3 separate regions of the Homo sapiens genome follow, and regions 1 and 3 are each linked to region 2. The links are chromatin contacts, found by Hi-C or POLR2A ChIA-PET in ENCODE. All regions are on one chromosome and are shown on one strand. Each heading gives the region's core, a stretch centred on a gene start or an enhancer-like site at or near the end of the contact. The rest is flanking DNA. Distances are from core to core; before and after follow the strand shown. Region 1 overlaps LHFPL6 (LHFPL tetraspan subfamily member 6). Region 2 overlaps LHFPL6 (LHFPL tetraspan subfamily member 6). Region 3 overlaps LHFPL6 (LHFPL tetraspan subfamily member 6).

Region 1 (4,512 bases), core at 1,120-3,619, 37 kb after region 2:
TCTGTCTGTGGATTGGGTGCTAGGACACAAGACTAACACTCTTTCTCTCCCCACATAATGCTCTAAATCTTGCAACAATACTGACTCAATGACTTCAAATCCCATGCTCCTTTCTTCCTTTCTTTCGCTTTCTAAACATGTTTGTGTTATGAATCATACTCAGACACAGGGCCCATTTGATGGCTGGGGCTGGGTCTCCTTGTCACCACCCCAGTCAATTGGAATGCAGCCCACAAAGTCGCCCCTGCCCCGGCCCAGGAGCTCCGCCTGGCTGGGTGAGTTCATTGATGTGCTGAATATCACAAAGACTTAATTCTGTGCTGAAAGGTTAAAAAGAAGCGGGGAGGGGAAAGAAGAGAGGAATAAAGATGAGGTCCGTGGAGAATGGTTAATTCAGCTAATGAATTTTTGCAGAATGGCTAACAAGGAAGAATTTTGCTTAAGGAAAATTGGTCCTTGATGTGACTCCTTCCCTCCGTCTCTTTTGCCTTTTGAGCGGGTGGAAAGTTAGAGGAGCTGTTAGTTAAATGACAGAGGGAAATAGAAAGATGTATTTTCAAAAGGCAAAACAAAAACTACCACTTTGGCTTCCAATTCATGCTTTGAGGAATGTCAGCTTCTCACAGCGTTGCTCCGGCCGCCCCTGCCCCATTTAATATTATGCAGCTGGTGTGACCTAATTTAGCCTCTGGGGGCACCCAAGTCAGAGCAGTTGAGGGCTTCACACAGATTCTTCTGCAACATGTCTGTTAACCAACAGTGCCTTTGGGAAAAAGCTTGGGTAGTTAGTCTTTTTGGTAGAGTCCAGTCCTGTCCTGTTTCAAGAGGGATATGAATAAGGCAGGATGATTCCAAAGAAGAGAAAAGACACTGGACACTGGTAAGAAGTGTAATAAAAGCAACTTGGCCTATCCCACCTTTGTTTCTTCCTGGAGTTAAGAGGAGTCTCCCTACACCTTCGGGCTCTTCTAAACTTGGAATAACCTAAATGTATCGGCAGGCTAGAAGAAATCTGCAGATGACATTTTAAAACAAAAACATGTTCATGTTTAAGAAGAAAACCCTTATGTGATTGTACAAGATGTATTCATTATTCAAGTACCTGTGACAAATGTTCATATGCCTATGGTAGACAAGAAGATAAAAATAGGTGCTGGGACTAGCAGAACTCAGGTTTTAACAACTTTAGGAGGAAAATTTGATTTGCATGCCATTTACAAATTTTTTCTACCACCTCTGACATCAGAATTATAAATGTTTAAAAAACTGCACAATGACTTTATAACTTTCCTGTATTTGATTTATGTTCACACAAACTGTAAAAGAGAGAAAGCTAGCACTTTCTCTTTTCTCTTGCAATTACATACTGCATTCACACATTAAGTACATGAAACTGATACCACTGTTCTCCAGCTGCAGACTTTTGACTTTATTGCCCAAATATTCAGAGGTTGTATGGAAAAGGAGCTCAAGGTAGGGGAAGGGAAAAGGCATTTTATTCTCTACCTTTTTGTCCTTTAAACTGTATGATCAAAAGTATCATTGTGTGGCACCACAGTTGGGGAAAACATAGAGTAAATGAACTGGAGAATGAATTGGCCTAATATAATGGAGTTTCATGCCTCCTCTTTTTTTTTTTTAACATATTAAGGTTCATTCATTCAACAAACATGTGCTAAGCATCTGTAATATGTCTGGCATTGTTCTCAACCCTTGGGATACATTAATGAACAAAACAGATAAACATATCAGCCCTCCTTGGGTTTATATTCTAGGGCTTGATCATTGAGTCAATAGAACCTGATTCAAATTGTTCAGATTATTTTTCCCCACATAGTCTTACTACTCTTACTCTCATCAAAGACGTCAGTTCATATTAATTTTCTTTACCATTTCTGTTGCAATTTACATTTGCTCAGTACTCTAACTTCAGTCGTTACCCAAGGAGACTGCATAATCTCATTTCTTGGACATTTCTTCATTTCACATCCATTCTGTCATTATACACTTGCTATGGACAGAGAATCTAGGGGTGATGTCTGAAGGACCTTTCTAGTCCTGATTCTGCAAATATCTAAGCATCAAATGTCTACTCAAGGTAGGTAAGTATTGTTTTCTTTCTTTCTTCGTAATGTATTGAACAAAGTTCAAGGAGGCAAACTGGCTGCAAATGAGAAAGGCTTGAAAAGTGTCAAGGTTTAGACTTCTCACTTTGAATTCAGCACTGAGACTATGAAGCTTTGCTGCTTGTTGTATTTATTCTCCCATTCATTTATGCATTTATTAATCCTTCATCCAGTACACCTTCGGTTACTGCAAAACTATGAGCCAGACACTGCCCCAGCTGCCAAGGGGAGCAAAGATATGCCAGAAAGCCACTGCCCCCTGGAGTTCAGTCTGGTGGGGCACCGGGATGCTTCTTTGCAAGCACAGTTCTTAATTTCAATTCATGAAGGACTTAAGTGTTTCTTCAGCTTGCTTTTGTTTTTTGTTTTTTTTTTTTTCAGTATTTTTATGGCAAGCTGTCTTTGCCAGCAGAGGAATACACTATTAACATGTTGAACACAGACCTGAGTTCTTCCACATGTGCGTATGCATACACATGCATGTGCATACACATGCACAAAAATTTGTTTTTCCTCAACTTTGCTGAACTACTTTTCCTTCAGTTATCGGCTGAGGCAATATAGTAGTATGCAAGCTTTTCAGAAATCCAACGGGATTCATGCCCAGCTGAGTTATTTCACTCTGCGTTCTGTGTCAGTTCCTGGAAATTAACAATAGAGCATTTCACTTTGGTCTTTGATCCCACCAGCTCAGTCATGGTATTTTTCCAGATGTTTCCGTCTTAGGTTGCTATTACAAAAAAGCACAGCACAAGTTAAACTAGGACAAGTTGGCCTGTCCTGGGGTCTGAGGAATGTGTTTTCCACCAAATAAACTGGTCATGTGCCACAGACGGGTTAGAAAGGGAAACTCAGACTTTATAATCAGAGTGATCCTTTTCATTGTGTGTTTAGGAAAAAGTACCATGTCCACCCCCAGTAATTTGACTCAAGACCCTGTAGCTTCTCAAAGACATTGATTTGGCCTGGTTCTAGTAAAAATGATTTGTGTTTTGAAATAAGTTACCATGCTATTTTCTCTCAGGTTAATTTACCCTAGCCTGTATAATACTCTTAGGGGTCTAAATGCCAACAGGCATAGGAAAAAACCTCAGTTGCCAGTAATTATATCATTTAGGTGGTTGGGCAGAGATAAGACAAATAATTGGTGTTATCATGCCTTCTATCCAAGTTTTGTAAGCAAGAATTTCATAGCATGTTTTAACACAAATGGCAAAAAAAATAAGCCCACAGCAGCTTGAAGCATTATATGTGAAATTTACTAAACTAGAAATAAGAAGAAGAAGTGAAAACAGTACCCCAAGAAAGTCCCAGAAGACTGATAACACCAAATGCAGGGGCCCTTGCTCTACCTCAACTCCAGCCCAAATCCACCATGAAGACTCCCTCAGTTGTCCTGAAACACATGCCCTGAAGCATAATGTGGTATTATAAAATAAATTTCCTGAAAAATGACAAGATAAGCTTCTAATGAACTGTGGCTAAAATCTGATACTGGAAAGAGGAAGATGGAAGATGGAATTAGGAAGATGTTGTGTGAATGTTGACACATATTCTCACAGCTAATGCTTATTTTATTAAGCATTTCTCATTTGGTTTGTGCTACTACTAACTCATAACATTATTTATTGAGCTTGATTTCCAAATAGGTAATATCTTTCTAAATGCTTTTATACCCTGTGATCTGGCAATTTCACCCCTCCATATAGTCCATACAAAAATGTATAGATATGTGAATGAAACGGCATATGAGAATGTTCCCAGAATTATTTTTTTGAGCAATCAAACACTGGAAATTGTCCAAATGCCTATGAACAGTAGAGTGGATAAATTGTGGTATATTCACATAATGAAATGCTATGCAGCAATGAAAATAAACCAATTCTAATTATACTCATCACTATGGATGAGTCTCGTAAACATAAATTTGAGTCAAAGAAGCCATAGCAAAAGAGTCCATAATTTATGATTCCATTTATTTAAGTACAAAGAGAGGCAAAACCAATCTATTTTGTCAGGAGGTAGGATAACCCTTGGGAAGGGGTGGTGATTAAAAAGGAATAGAAGGAAGGCTACTGGGGTGCTGGTTGATTCTTTTTAATGTTTGTAAAGTTTACATGGTGTCTTCAGCTTATGAAAATTCCTTGAGCTCTGACCTTATATGTACACTTGTCAATATGCATGTTAGAGTTTAATACACTTGTGCAAATGCAAACATATGTTCACTTATTAAAGACAGCAACACAACAGAAAAATTCATTTAAAACTTACTTAAAGAAAAAAAAAAAAAAAACTAGTCGGTTGTGATGACACACGCCTGTAGTCCCAGATACACAGGAGGTTGAGGCAGGAGGATCTCTTGAGCAGAGAGGTTGAGGCCAGCCTG
Region 2 (4,235 bases), core at 1,585-4,084:
TGGCACTTGACTTTTATTGACAGAATCTCCAAAGTGGAAATAATAAAAGTAAAAAAGTGAAGGACACTCTATAATCTACAATAATATAGTAACATTTATTTTTCCAGATGCATTTAAAATGTCAGCAATTATATGCATTGTGACCTATTGGATGAAAATATTGTATCTCCACTCCTTAAATGTATCAGTAGGAAGACAAAAATGATGAATATGTATAATAATTCATTCTATCCACAAAAGGCAGCTCTTTAAAGCACTAATGATAATTCAGTGGTGCTAAAATGGAATTACCAAAAGACCTAAGTACCAAAACCAAACCCAGCTCTTACCCAGGCATCCTTTGATTACAACTCTTTTTTTTTTTTTTTTTTTTTTTTTTTTGAGACGGAGTCTCGCTCTGTCGCCCAGGCTGGAGTGCAGTGGCGGGATCTCGGCTCACTGTAAGCTCCGCCTCCCGGGTTCACGCCATTCTCCTGCCTCAGCCTCCCAAGTAGCTGGGACTACAGGCGCCCGCCACTACGCCCGGCTAATTTTTTGTATTTTTAGTAGAGACGGGGTTTCACCGTTTTAGCCGGGATGGTCTCGATCTCCTGACCTCATGATCCGCCCGCCTCGGCCTCCCAAAGTGCTGGGATTACAGGCGTGAGCCACCGCGCCCGGCCCCAATTACAACTCTTAAGGAAACGTTAGAGAGAAGAAATTGGAGTGTCACCAACTCAGAAGATTAAATGGTGTTGGATTGTATTTTAAAGTATTAACTACAGGTTTTGATCATCTTAGTTTCATTTTTCTGGATTATTAACCTGTCCTATAGAAATAGAATACTTTATAATGAGACAAATTAGAAGATTATACCGATAGTTTGAGATCTAATATTCCTTAAATTCTCCATTTTTCTTGAGAATCAGAAATCAGCTCTTGATTATCCCCAAGTATGAAGGGAAACTGGGTTGGAACATCCAAAACAATCAATAATTCTGAAATCAATTGCATTTGCCTAGGGGATGCAATAAAAGAACTCAATCGAAGTGTATCTTAGGAAGTCCACGTATACACTCAAAACCCCTGAGCCTGACCTTGACTTTGGCCTTATCCCATTGCTCTCAGGTGGCCGATGGGCTAGAACTGCATTGAAGAGAAAGTTAGATTCTTCTTTTCCTTAACCATATCACACACGACTTGCTTGTTGAATTCTTTCTCCAGTCATGATACACATTGCAGTAATTTGTCTGTCTTGTTCAACTCACACCCATGCTGTTGAGTTAAAGAACAAATGAATGGACTACCTGCCCAGGGAAGGCAAGGGACTCACTTTATATCAGGTAGTTAGTCATGAGGTGGAAGTAGAAACACTCCCTTACCAATAGCGTGGCCTGATTTTCACTTAGCTGCTGCTTCTATCAGTCTGGATTCCTTAGCTGGGGTACTAATACTTGCCTTGCCAATGTTGAATATTTTAATGAAATTTAAATGAGATAATCAATATAAGTTTTTACAAATCTCAACATTATAAAAACATGACACAAAGTATTTTATTTGCTTTTTGAGATAAAGGGTTCTCTATTTTTAGGCAAAAGGTACTGCATGAGTTAAATGCCCATCATGATATACTTCAAGGCTACTCACAGTAGAAATACTACATAAGCCTAACATTGATATAGCTTCATTCATCCTCTTAATTTGCCTGATGCTACCTTTCATTTTATTTTTTGCTCTAATGTAAATTCAATGAAATGTTGCTTATTTTATTTGAATAAACTAGGCTTATTTTCAGCCGTAACTGCCATGCCATCACTTAAATGTAGTTTTTCAAGTAAAGCCAGTGAAAATGTATTCTATTAGGGGCAAGAATGACCTCAACTCTCAGGGTAAGGCCAAAAAAAGAACGGCCTTCTGTGTTCTTCTGTCTGGTATATGCAGGTGAGTGAAGTCAGCAGGCTTCTCTCTATCTCAAGTGTTCATAAAAAGCTTTTGAAAGGTCAGGATTCCAGGGAGGCCTCTTTGTTCCTGGCATCTCAGTTTATTCCAGGCTGCCTCTGGCAAAAGTAACAATCTCTATCACTATCTCTGGGGGAAGGAAACTGAGACAGATGGACAAAACCAGAGGATGGTACAGAACTATAGAGAACAGAGCCAGCTAAGCAAGAGGAGAGCATTATAAAGGGAAAAAGACTAGGATGCCCTATTTTTAAATGGAGTGGCTGTCCCAATAATACTATCAATGGATATGTCTGTTTTTCACATCTAAATTTATGCATTGGCCATTATTCTTGCGGCTCTTCCTTTAGCTTGAATTACAGTCTTCAGCATCTTAATTGTGGTGTTTGAATGAGGCAGCAGAAGAGGAATGTGTGTGAGACACCCGGTGTCTGGGTATCATCATAATGAGTCTAGCAGAGCCCTGCACAAAGTCCTCCTGTCACCCCACACTCCATGTGAGACAGCACTGGGATCTGTGAAGAAAGGGAGGAGCATCTCCCTACTGCTCCACTTTACATTTTTAAGGCATTATCGTAACATAGGCAATTGTGGTTTTCCATTTGCTTTCACCAAAATGTATGACCCCCTCCTCCCTTTCTCTTCTCTAAGTTGAAGTCTGTATTTCTGAATTTGGTGATTTGTATCAAAACCTGGGCTAACTGGCTTAGTATGTAAGAGTTTCTCTTTGAAGGGCAAACATTTCAAATATGGAGTCCTCCTAGTACTCCATAATCTGGACCGGCTGAAGATTGTTTTTCAGTGCAATGTGCTGTGTTGATTTTCTTTTTCTGTGAAGCCTTGTCTGGATTAAACCTGTGTCCTGTGGATTGCTTCACTTCCCTCCGCAGCCCAGTGGGGAGTGGGACCAGCTGGTGTAATTCTGTTGACCTCATTTAAACTCTCTGTTATATCCTTTTTTTTTTTAACCTTGATGTAGCTGTACATAACAAATTGTCCATAGAAAGTTTTTGTTCCTTTAAAGTGTAAGGTTCCTCTTGGGCCTTGATGAAGATCATATTCATTCAGTTCATGGCCCTGGTCCAAAAATAGTTTTTAAGCTTGTCTTATGCACGTGCATGCGCACACACACACACACACACACATATTTCCTGTAGTTTTACACTTCTGCTTTCTATAGTTTTATTACTATGCTTAGATAGGATTTTTCTCACAATATTTAACAGGAATTACTTGAATATATACTAGAATCTTTAGATCTTTAGGAATATTAGTAAAGGGTGTAACTTGATAATGCTTTAAAAAAGACCAGGAAAGGAGAATCTATTTGGCTCAACCTACTTTATGAGACTTATTAAAAAGAAAATATTAACAGTAGAGACATATGCTGATAGGACATGTAAGGAATTAAACTATCATTATAAGACCCTGCTTTGTTATAAACAGCTTTTATGTACTTTCTAAACATACTACTTTAATCTTCTGAAGAGCATACATTTGAGTTCAAAACAAGCTCATTTAATAGCCAACAATAGTGCGAGTTTGATTTAGTGGCTTTTTGTGAAACAGTTTTCTTTCTTTGGCTAGGTTATGTAATAGGTTGGCTACAGGCCAACTGTTTCTCAGCAAGGTTAACAATGATTATAAACCCTGATCTTCTGAAATCACAAAGCATATTCCCAGCTTGGAAATAAATTTACTTATAATAAAATCATACTGCCAATTGATGTTTTTCCTTTACCCATTGTTAATCACCCAATATCTTAGTTGCTGCAGAATAAAACAAAAGTTCAGGTTTTCTTGTTTTTAACAGAAATATGAACAAACTTAATAGTATCTTCCATTGACTCTGTAAACTATTTTTAATCACACATCTCCCCCTTAATAAATAAATAAACAAACAAAATGGATCTCATGACTGGGAGAAAAACCTGACAAGTTTCCATTTTAGCTTCAGTGCACATTTCCTGGGCAATCATAAGCCAGCAACTGGTGTTTACAATCCAGCTATCTTCCGGAGAGTAGAAATAAAATATTACCTAGTATTATTGTGAGTTAGAATAAAACTCTTCGTGGTAAATTTGTGGTAATTGAGGGTCCTAATATGTGAACTCTTAAATATCAGGTTTTGTTTTATTATTTTTACTTCTATTGTGACATTAATCACATTTTTCTTTGCAGTTCAGGGTCCCTACTGCTCAGTTACTGTATGTTTATAGTCTAATTTAATTTTATAATTCAGCTAAGTAAAATACTGTATGGGAATATTATACATATCACAAAATGGCCCATAATAA
Region 3 (4,232 bases), core at 1,554-4,053, 50 kb before region 2:
AGTAGAAGAGGAGAGTAGGATACAGACAAGTACAGAGGGAAGGACCATGTAGGATGAGCAAGAAGGGGACCACCTGCAATGCCAGCCAAGGAGAGAGGCCTCCGGAGAAACCAAACCTGCCAGCATCTTGATCTTGGACTTCCAGCCTCCAGAACTGTGGGAAAAGAATGTTTGTTGTTTAAGCCACCCAGTGTGTGATACTTCATATGTGAGCTCTAGTAAACTAATACAGCGAGGAAATCTTCTAATTTAAATTCTGAAATATGCAGTCGAATTAAGATTAAAGAAAAGATTTAAGATCCCATAAGATATAACTACAAATATTTGGTCATTAATGATAATGTTGGATCTACTAATCTTATTCATCTGGATTTATTAATCTGAAATAATACCAGTCCTTCCCATTTAAGTTTTGAAAGGAAAATTTATAAAACATTGTGATTAAACTATATGCTTTAAAACATTATTCTGTGCTACAGATATATTAATATAATTTAAAACATGTTAGTGATCCTTCCGGTGACTCACTGATGCCTTGCCTCACCACAGTCATATATTTATTATTTAGGTTGGTGCAAAAGCAATTTTTGCCATTAAAAGTGATGGCACTATCAAAGCTAACATTTTTGGCAATGGAATGATATACCAAAACTTCTAATTTTACCATGTTATCATCTTTCTTATTTATACATGGTCTGCCAGCATGTTTAATTGTTAGACTCTTCAAGAACTTTTGGAGGAAGCTTTTTGTATTTGACTTGTCAAAAGGCACATTCTGGGAAATTGATCTGGGCCCTAAATAGGCATTCAGCAAGTTATTGGCAAAATAAGTCTGCTTGTCAAACTGTGGGTGACCTACTAGTGAGTTGCAGCCAAGACTTAATAAAGTAAATTTGAATAGAATTGGATAGAGAATATCAGTGTACAGACATAGTAAGGTTACGTATTGTGTAAAATTTCTTTCAATTATATTCATTAATTCAACAAATATTGAGCACCTACTGCATACCAAGCACTGTTCTAGGTGCTTGGGATACATCATTAGACTGACAAAAATCCTTGGCCTCATGGAGCTTTCTCTGTAGTGGGAAAGATAAATAATAATTAGCACAATAAGTAAATTGTGTGGTATGTTAGAAGCTGATTGTGCTATGGCAAAAAGAAACAAAGTGGCAGGAGGGGATTGGGAGTTATGGTAGTATGTGGGGGGGATGGTTGCAATTTTAGATATTAATAAAATGGTCAGGTAGGCCTTATTGAGCTGCTGTTTGATCAGAGACAGGAGGCAAGAGAGTTGACCATGTGGATATCTGGAAGAAACGTGTTAGAGGCAGAGGGAACAGTCAGTGCAAAGGCACAAAGGTGGGAATTCCTAGAATGTCTGTAGAATGGCTGGGAGGCTAGTGCCTTTGTGAGGAATGAGGGAGGGAGCGATGTGTCCAGTGGTTGAGGGTGCCGGGTCAGGTAGCATTTATAAGTCACTGTAAGCATTCTGGCTGTTCTGAGTGCAGCTTGGAACCACCCAGAGTTCTGGGCATAGGACTCACATATGTATGGATTGTAATTGAAAATGCATTTATTGGCTAGGTGTGGTGGCTTGTGGCTGTAATCCCAGCACTTTGGAAGGCCAAGGTGGGAGGACTGCTTGAACCCAGTAGTTTGAGTCTGCCATAAGCTATGATCGCACCACTGCCCTCAAACCTGGGTGACAGAGCAAGACCTTGTCTCTAAAATAAATAAATAAGATACAACAATAATAAATACAAATTTAAAAAAGAAAATGTATTTATTACTCTGGAAAAGACTAGAAGAGACTGTCATGTTAAGGAATCTGTAAAAGTCCCATTAAATGGAGTTTCTGTGTTTAGTATGTTGGGAGTTCCACAAATGGTCTTTTAACTTTTGATACTGGTTTACCAAACCTGAGGGAAAATAGAATCACTTGGGGCTTTTTAAAGATCCTGTGTTCCAGCTTCACCCTCACCCTGGACTTACTAGCTCAAAACGTATGTGTGTGTGTGTTTTAGAGACAAGGTCTTGCTCTGACTGGAGTGCAGTGGCTTGATCATGGCTCACTGGAGCCTCAAGCTCCTGAGCTCAAGTGACCCACCCACCTCAGCCTCCTGAGTAGCTGGAACCACAGGCGCGCCACCATGCCTATTTTTTTTTTTTTTTAATTTTTTGTAGAGACGGAGTCTCACCATGTTTCCCAGGCTGGTCTCGAACTCCTGGGCTCAAGCGATCCTGCCGCATTGGCCTCTCAAAGTGCTGCGATTACAGGTGTGAGCCATTGTGCCTGGCCAAAATGTGTATTTTTAATATGCTGCTGAGTTGACTCTTGTATGATCAGGAGGAGCATTTGCGAATCACTGATTTTTTGAAAAATCTGAGTTCAGTTTCTGCCACTTCCTAGCAGTCAGGCATTGGCCAAGCTACTTAACCTCTAGCCTCAGAGCCTTCCTGGCAAGGCCATTTTGAGGTGTTTGTGCACCATCTGTGACACACACAGCAAACACTGTAAATGGGAGCCATGTAGGGCCTGGGGATTTTCCCCAGTGTGGCACTTCAGAATCAGAACAAGTGATAAGGAATCCACAAGAGAGTGATTTACAAGAAAACAGAGTTCTGCCCATGAACAATTAGTTGTACTGCAGACCTCCTGGGCCCTTGGCTCACTGTCCTGCGAGAGTCATGTGGCCTGGTGAAATCTGTGAGCCCAGGTCCCCTTTGATCTGGCTAATTATAGTGAAGCATGGAAAAAATGTTAATTGCTTGACTCTTGGCTCCTCTTTTTCTTAGCCTCATGCTTCTCTGCCCTGGTTCGCTCTGGGCCAGCCTCTTGTCAAGCTTTTGAACACATGGTTGATGTCTCTTTAGAAACTCCATGACCACACTAAGAGCAGGGGTTCCAGCCTGCCCTCTCCATGGGGTAAATGGAGAGAAAACATTTCAACTCATGAATCTTGTTTCTCCATACCTCACCCACCCCCAACCCCTCTTTTTTTGTGAAATGCCACAAATAACCATCCTCAACAGTGTCAATAAAGTTGAGAATCCCATAGATAGAGCCTGGGGGGAAGCCTCAATATGTTTTGTAGGAAAATTGTAAATAATTGTTAGGGGGGAAGGTAATGGAGCAAGTTTAAGCCCATTGTCTAATTTCTTTTAAAGCACAGACTCTCTAAACATTGAATTTTAATTGAATTCGGGAGGCAGAAGGAAAAAATACATTCTATGATGTAAAAAAAAATTCTGGGCTGTTTAGAGAAAGATAATTTCAAACACTGTAGCGCAAAGTAATAGAATAAGATACGAGAAAGGATAGCGTGAGAGGCTGGCACTATACTGAATGGTGTATCCACATAGGAGGTATTGTGGCAGAGTTCAAAGAACCCTGGACTGGGAATCAAAAGGCCTGCTTACTAGTCCAGCTTTAGACACCGACTTCCTGTTGCTAACAGCAAATATAACAACACCGGGAATAACAGAACAGATCGGGCACCTATGATGTGGGCTTCTGAATCTAGACCTCAAAGGTGCCCACACTTTTCTCAACAACTAAGATAGAGGAAAGGATGAGACTCCAGGGCAGTGGTCCCCAAAGGAGAGCATCAACATCACTTGGGAATGTGTTAGAAATTCACATTGTCACGCCCCACCCCAGACTTACTGAAAAACAAATTGTGGAGGTAGAGCCCAGCAATCTGTGTTTTCCTAAGTTTTCCAGGTGATTCTCATGCTCACTCAAATCTGAAAATCACTGGTCTGAGAGACACAATCCAAATTTCTTGTCCAAGTTTAATTTATGTTTAATACTATGTGAAATACTGGGTTTGCTTTTGGTCAGAATACTTAATTTATTTTGAAATTAAAAGAGGTGTCAAATTTTTATACTTATCAAGAGGCGTAGTATACATTTTAAAAGGTTTGAGAACATTTAATATACAATTCATGGGCCTTTTCTTAAGAAATTTATGATTTAATTGAGGGAATGACATCCTTGTTAATCTATCAGCAGGTGCATAATAAGGAATACAGGAAATGAGCTAGTGCCGATGGAAGTAGAAAGAAGAATTGAGATGGGGGCCGGGCACGGTGGCTTATGCCTATAATGCCAGAACTTTGGGAGTCTGGGAGGTGGGAGGATCGCTTGAGCCCAGGAATTTGAGAGCAGTCTGGGCCACATAGAGAGACCTCATCTCTACACAAAATAAAAATTTATCCAGGCATGG

Evidence for each region. Hi-C counts contacts between places; a loop is a spot of excess contacts on that map. ChIA-PET counts read pairs that join two places held with the same protein, here RNA polymerase II (POLR2A). Pooled maps may share reads with other maps.
Region 1: a map of heart right ventricle shows a loop between it and region 2 (4-fold over the local background). The contact joins two enhancer-like sites. A Hi-C loop is called at or near these places in 15 of 168 maps with a recorded cell type or tissue (Right ventricle myocardium inferior, cardiac septum, endothelial cell of umbilical vein and 4 more) and 9 of 50 pooled maps. POLR2A ChIA-PET finds 5 or more read pairs at or near these places in 5 of 52 experiments (H1, OCI-LY7, PC-9 and 2 more).
Region 3: a loop to region 2 is called in a map of heart right ventricle, with 1.9 times the contacts of the local background. The contact joins two enhancer-like sites. A Hi-C loop is called at or near these places in 12 of 168 maps with a recorded cell type or tissue (Right ventricle myocardium inferior, breast epithelium, cardiac septum and 3 more), 1 of 37 single-sample maps with no recorded cell type and 5 of 50 pooled maps. POLR2A ChIA-PET finds 5 or more read pairs at or near these places in 1 of 52 experiments (BJ).

What each region holds. Positions count from the first base shown.
Region 1 is chr13:39,413,493-39,418,004 of GRCh38, reverse strand. The region is part of intron 2 of LHFPL6 (LHFPL tetraspan subfamily member 6); the gene reads left to right. Among named protein-coding and RNA genes, the nearest start is that of LHFPL6, 190 kb to the left of the region's middle. RefSeq lists an enhancer at 20-962. Within about 2 kb of position 2,369, at least 11 of the 41 ENCODE cell types and tissues checked have a DNase peak (open chromatin) inside an H3K27ac peak, as active enhancers do; they include heart left ventricle, heart right ventricle and left ventricle myocardium inferior, where a contact is called at or near this core.
Region 2 is chr13:39,450,775-39,455,009 of GRCh38, reverse strand. The region is part of intron 2 of LHFPL6 (LHFPL tetraspan subfamily member 6); the gene reads left to right. Among named protein-coding and RNA genes, the nearest start is that of LHFPL6, 150 kb to the left of the region's middle. Within about 2 kb of position 2,834, at least 12 of the 41 ENCODE cell types and tissues checked have a DNase peak (open chromatin) inside an H3K27ac peak, as active enhancers do; they include heart left ventricle, heart right ventricle and left ventricle myocardium inferior, where a contact is called at or near this core.
Region 3 is chr13:39,500,407-39,504,638 of GRCh38, reverse strand. The region is part of intron 2 of LHFPL6 (LHFPL tetraspan subfamily member 6); the gene reads left to right. Among named protein-coding and RNA genes, the nearest start is that of LHFPL6, 100 kb to the left of the region's middle. Within about 2 kb of position 2,803, at least 2 of the 41 ENCODE cell types and tissues checked have a DNase peak (open chromatin) inside an H3K27ac peak, as active enhancers do; they include heart right ventricle, where a contact is called at or near this core.